Regions from separate parts of the Homo sapiens genome. Here region 1 is linked to region 2. Evidence: chromatin loops called from intact Hi-C (ENCODE). Cell type or tissue: natural killer cell. All regions are shown on one strand. Each heading gives the region's core, and the rest is flanking DNA. Links, peaks and the distances in the headings are about the cores only. Region 1 has its middle 78 kb from the start of SLC25A36. Region 2 overlaps BPESC1 (blepharophimosis, epicanthus inversus and ptosis candidate 1).

Region 1 (2,915 bases), core at 177-2,676, 1.8 Mb before region 2:
TTTCTCAAAACAAGGCATTCAAATGGCAAAGAGGTATATGTAAAGTTGCTCAACATCGCTAATTATCAGAGAAATGCAAATCAAAACTACAATGAGATATCATCTTACCCCAGTTAAAATGGCCTTTTTCCAAAAGACCGGCAATAACACTTGCTGGTGAAGATGTGGAGAAAAGGGAACCCTTATAAACTGATGGTGGGAATGTAAATTAGTGCAGCCACTAGGGAGAACAGTTTGGAGATTCCTCAGAAAACTAAAAATAGAGCTACCATATGATCCAGCAATCCCACTGCTAGGTATATACCCAAAGGAAAGGAAATCAGTGTATCAAAGGGATATCTGCATTCTCATTTTGTTGCAGCACTATTCACAATAGCCAAGATTTGGAGGCATCCTAAGTGTCTATCAACAGATGAATGACTAAAGAAAAAGTGGTACATACACACAATGGAGTACTATTCAGCCATAAAAAAGAATAAGATCCTGTCATTAGCAACAACATGGATGGAACTAAGGTCATTATGTTAAGTGATACAAACCAGGCAAAGAAAGACAAACTTTGCATGTTCTCACTTATTTGTGGAAGCTAAAAATTAAAGCAATTGAACTCATGGAAATAGAGAGTAAAAGGTAGGTTACAAGAGGTTGAGAAGGCTAGTGGGAAGGGTAATGGGGATGGTTAATGAGTGCAAAAATATAGCTAGAATGAGTAAGATATAGTATTTAATAGCACGACGGGGTGACTACAGTCAACAATCATTTATTGGACATGTAAAAATAACTAAAAGAATATAATTAGATTGTAACACAAAAAATAAATGCCTGTATTATTTGCCTATATCAAAATATCTCATGTAACCCATGAGATACATACATACACACATATACCTGTAGTATGAACCCACACACACACAAAAGATTTCTTCAGCTTAGTTATTCATTCCCCCATCTGTCTTTTCTGCTGCTCCCTGTCTGTTTTTCTAGGATTATCAACTAGTCAGGTATCAGCAGGCTTCACAGGAGGTTTGGGAAGAGGCATGATGGAAAAACCTTTGCCCATACGGCAGCCAGGTCAAGTGTTCAGGTCATGAAACACAGAAAGGGACACCTCAGTTCCTGGGGTCTGTAAGAAAGTGGAAAAGGGAGCAGGGAGTTGTCCTGGCCTGTGGTTCATGTGTGGGGCTATGTCATTCCCTGAGGTCTCAGACCTAAAGGATTAAGTGAAGCTTTCCAGTACAGGAAGTGGAGGAGTTGCAGGAGGTGGCCATAGGTCATGTGCAAAGCCGGTTTTCCACCACCCTAACCCCAAATCCTGTTGGATTTCCACCACGTGCCAGGCTCTTTACACACTTGATGTCTTTTATTCCCCTCAACAACTGTGAGTTGAGAAAATATTATCTCACTTTATGGACGTCAAGGTAAGATAAGTGAAGTGATTTTACCAGGTAAGTAGTAGAGCTTGGTTTTGAACCCAGTAATCTCAGGTGAGGCTTTCCTCTCCTGTTATTGAATTAAATTCAAATAATATTCTTTTTATAATAAGTTTTACTCTAACTTGGTCTTTTGTAACTTCAAGGAAGTTGCCTGCAATTATTCTGTTTTTTTTTTTTTTTAAGTTTCTCTCTTTGAATATTTGATTGAACCAAATTTAAAATTTGCCAGCAGGTGGCGACACAAAACCAATAATTCAGGATACCAATCTCGGCGCTTTCCAGAGGACGGAATGGGACTTGCCACTGTGTCCTTCGCAGGTTGGGTGTCTGGCTTCATTTTGTGATTTCTGGGCTACTAGGCCCTCCACTTCTGCTCCCTGGGGGCTCATTCCGGTTTCTTAAAGTCCTCAGGACAAAGTCCCTACACCCTAGCCCTGTCTCACTTCCTGCCACTAATCTTCTCAGGTGACTTAATTCCCCTCTCCTCTCCACACTCTCCCACACACCCATTGCTTTGTCCCTGCTGGCCCCTCTGCCTGGACAACCCCTTATCCACTCCCCCATCTGGCTATTCTTTTTCATCCTTGGGGACTCAGCTAAAAGGTCACCTATGAGGAGCCCACCCTGCCACTGCCCCCCTGCCAGGCTGTGTGGGGCCCTTTCTCTGTGTGTGTCCCTGTTAGAGCACTGGTGGTCCTGGGGTCCTACTCTTTTTTGCTTGACTGCCTTCCTACTAGACATTCCCCTTGAGGGCAGGGACTGTGTCCTTTCTGTGTTAGGCCATTTTTGCATTGCTATAAAGAAATGCCTGAGGCTTGGTAATTAATTAATTAATTAATTTATTTTTAACTTTTCTTTTAAGTTCAGGGGTACATGTTACATACGTAAGTGGGTGTCATGGGGGTTTGTTGTACAGATTATTTTATCACCCATGTATTCAGCCTAGTACCCATTAGTTATTTTTCCTGATTTTCTCCCTCCTCCCACCTTCCACCTTCCGATAGGTCCCAGTGTGTGTTGTTCTCTTCTACGTGTCCAAGTTTTCTCATCATTTAGCTCCCACTTATAAGTGAGAACATGTGGTATTTTGTTTTCTCTTCCTGTGTTAGTTTTCTTAGGATAATGGCCTCCAGCTCCATCCATGTCCCTGCAAAGGACATGATCTCATTCTCTTTTACGGCTGCATAGTATTCCATGGTGTGTATGTACCACATTTTCTTTATCCAGTCTCTCATTGATGGGCATTTAGGTTGATTACATGTCTTTGTTATTGTGAATAGTCCTGCAACGAACATACACATGCATGTGTCTTTATAATAGAATGATTTATATTCCTTTGGGTATATACCCAGTAATGGCATTGTTGGGTCGAATGATATTTCTGTCTTTAGGTCTTTGAAGAATCGCCACCCTGTCTTCCACAATGTTTGAACTAATTTACACTCCCATGAACAGTGTATAAGTGTTCCTTTTTCTCCAAAA
Region 2 (2,915 bases), core at 112-2,611:
GGCTCCAACTCCTAAGAACTCCTCTACTCAGCAGGGCTCTGCAGGTTCCCACTGGGTCCACTTGTGCAGAAGGGATTGTGAGGCCGCCCATGCCAGAGGCAGCTCCCTGCACCCTCAGGAAAGGCTTCCTTACCTCTAACCCAGACCTTCCTGGTCTGCTCAGCCTGCTTCTTTGGACTTAACTGGAGCTGCCACCCTTAACCACATCTATTCCATGTCTCTGTTCTTGTATTCTCCCAAATATCCAGAGCCCAGTTTCTTTCCTTTCTTCTCTCTTAAGATTTATTCTCCAAGCTTCAGCCTTACAAATCTGCCCTAGCCAGAATCTTCTGGGGACACAATAAAAACACAAACAGTTCTTCACTTGAGGCTTTCTCTTGGCAACCATGTGTAAAGACTCCCAAACAACAGATAAAATAAGTTAATCTGGTATTTAGGACATTGTCTGAACATGGAACTGGACCAACTGGAGAGGCAGGGTGTGTCCAGAAGGACACAGGCAGGGTGTGTCCAGAAGGTGGTCAAGAACCTGCCTTCTACTCTTCTCTCTGCTACTACCCAGGTGGGCTTGGGCAACTCATTTTGCCTATTTGTGCTTCAATGTCTCCAGTTATGAAATAAATGAGTGAGTTGGATAGAGTTGGATAATTTCTAACGTCCTAAATATCTAGGATTCTCTGACATACTGGTTCATCCTCATATATAAGTTATCACTTACATAAGGAAGAAATCTATATCATGGGTGTTACTCTTGTCCCAAGCCTCTGGCAGACATCACTGGTTGACAACAGCATTCTTTCCTTCTAAGACAGACCCAGCCTCAGAAGCTTTCTCTACAGAGCACTCCAGTAGCTACTACCAATCAACCAGTACAAATAAATACAACTATTTGTATTAGAAACATTCAAGACCCTAAAAGCTTGTCCTCATCAGGATCCTCCAATACTGCCCCACCCAGGTGTGGGGCCTGCTGGGGCTCTGCAGTGTCTCTGAGGCTGGATTTCAGGACTCACTCGTCTCCCACAGATGTCTGGACCATCAGGCAAGCTGGACCTGTCCTGGTCACTCCATAACTCCCTGGCATCTGGTGCCCACAACCCAGGACCCACAGAAGCCTTGGAAGATGTCTCAGAAGCAGAAACTTCTGTCCTAAGGAAAAATTCCAGAGAAGTGGAGGCACAAAGTGTGGGCCAGGGCATTGCCAGACCCACCCCAGGGCTGCCCAACACACACACGCACACCACACCCACGCTCTCTGTCCAGCTCAGGTATTCACGCGTGCACACACACACACACCCGGAGAAGAGCTCCGGGGTGAAAACGTCCTGCAACAGTGCCATCTAGTGGGAGCCGGGGTCTGTCCTGCCCTCACAGGTTTCCTCCGCGAGCCCCAGGGAGATGGTCTTAAGATCCAGAGATGTGAAAGTTGTGGCTGCTTCTTGTGAAGAAAAATACAAAATAAGCAATAACGGGAGACTCTGTCTACCTTGGGATGTCTCACTGCCCCCCTCAATTCGCACCTGTACACAAGGCTAACTGGCCCAACCACCACCATCCCTCTATCTACAACACATCCCCAAATCCCTGCTCTCTGCCTTCAGCCCTGTGAAATTCTGGCCCCCTGGGGTCCTGCTACAGCCCCTTCTACCCCAGCATATGGTCTCTGACTCAGTCACACATTTCCAGGAAACATGGGGAGGACTCTAGCCAGATTCTAGCTCAGCTATTCCCCAGTTTTGTAGTTTCCTACATCCGAACCTCAGTTTACTCTTCTGTGAAATGGGAGAATGTCTTTGTGACTAGGTTGCTGTGAAGATTAAACAGCCTTTTCCAGAAGGTCTCTGGCTGTGATGCCTGAAAAATCCCAGCAGCACCAAGGAGGTTCACAGCTCTAAGATGGTCAGGAAGGCTATTTGCTAGAGGCCAGGATAGTTCTCAACCCTACAGGGGATGGAAAACCCAGACAGTCCCTCTCCCTCAACACTGGGAACTCTGCCCCATCCCTCTTACATGGGTGGGGTAAGACCACATCCTTTTAAATAATTAAATACAACATAGGATCCCAAGCAGGAGAACCCCTCCTTGCCTTTTAGAGACTATGGGAAGATCTGTCAGAGCTTAATGCTTTCAGGCTGGGCGCAGTGGCTCACACCTGTAATCCCAGCACTTTGGAAGGCCAAGGCAGGAGGATCACTTTGAGCTCAGGAGCTTGAGACCAGCCTGGGCAACATGGCAAAACCTCATCTCTACAAAAAAAATTCAAGCTGGGCATGGTGATGCACACCTGTATTTCCAGCTACTTAGGAGGGTGAGGTGGGAGAATCACTTGAGCCCAGGAAGTGGAGGTTGCAGTGAGTTGAGATCGTGCCACTGCACTCCAGCCTGGGTGACAGAGTGAGATCCTATCTCAAAAAAAAAAAAGGAAAAAAAGAACTTAATGCTTTCAGGTTCAAATGTTTCCAGCCAGTGTAACAGAGCAGAAATACTATCACTGATCATGGCAGAGGACTTTAAGAGGAGGAAGAGCATTACTAATCCCTCCTCAGCAAAGGAGACTTTTCCCAGGGGTCTGGGAGACTAGCTGTACACAGAGGGCTTCTGTAAGGAAGCCAAGGGACAAGGAGGCCCTGGAAGCCAGGAGGCTGCTGTGGCTGAACAGGAGGAGATGGAACAGTGTTGCTGATTCTGCAGCCTGAGGATGATGACACCCCAGGCTCCAGAATACAGTGTCCAGCCACGCTGCCTGCTTGCAGAGGAAATGAAACCCTGCCCATTCTTCATACCTGTAGGAAGGGGAAGAAGCCTTAGGTGGTGCTCCTAAATGGCCTGTGTTGCTAGGGAAGGACCGCTGGATACTGAAGCAACCACGTCCAAACTCAACTTCAACGCTCATTCATTCGCTGCATGGGTGGGGG

What was found. Peaks named below come from ENCODE experiments on the same cell type or tissue, not always from the same donor. Only the 100,000 strongest peaks of a DNase experiment are listed, where the experiment ranks them.
Region 1: it touches region 2 in a loop (7-fold over the local background); 3 of 110 quality-filtered maps call a loop at or near these places.

The regions. Positions count from the first base shown.
Region 1 is chr3:140,862,660-140,865,574 of GRCh38, reverse strand. No RefSeq gene overlaps it. Among named protein-coding and RNA genes, the nearest start is that of SLC25A36, 78 kb to the left of the region's middle. RefSeq lists an enhancer at 1,668-1,717. In natural killer cell, for the core only: CTCF peaks have their summits at 1,437 and 1,641 (motif pointing right); a DNase peak (open chromatin) is centred at 1,684.
Region 2 is chr3:139,110,444-139,113,358 of GRCh38, reverse strand. The region is part of intron 2 of BPESC1 (blepharophimosis, epicanthus inversus and ptosis candidate 1); the gene reads right to left. Among named protein-coding and RNA genes, the nearest start is that of BPESC1, 7.7 kb to the right of the region's middle. In natural killer cell, for the core only: a CTCF peak has its summit at 1,310 (motif pointing left); a DNase peak (open chromatin) is centred at 1,348.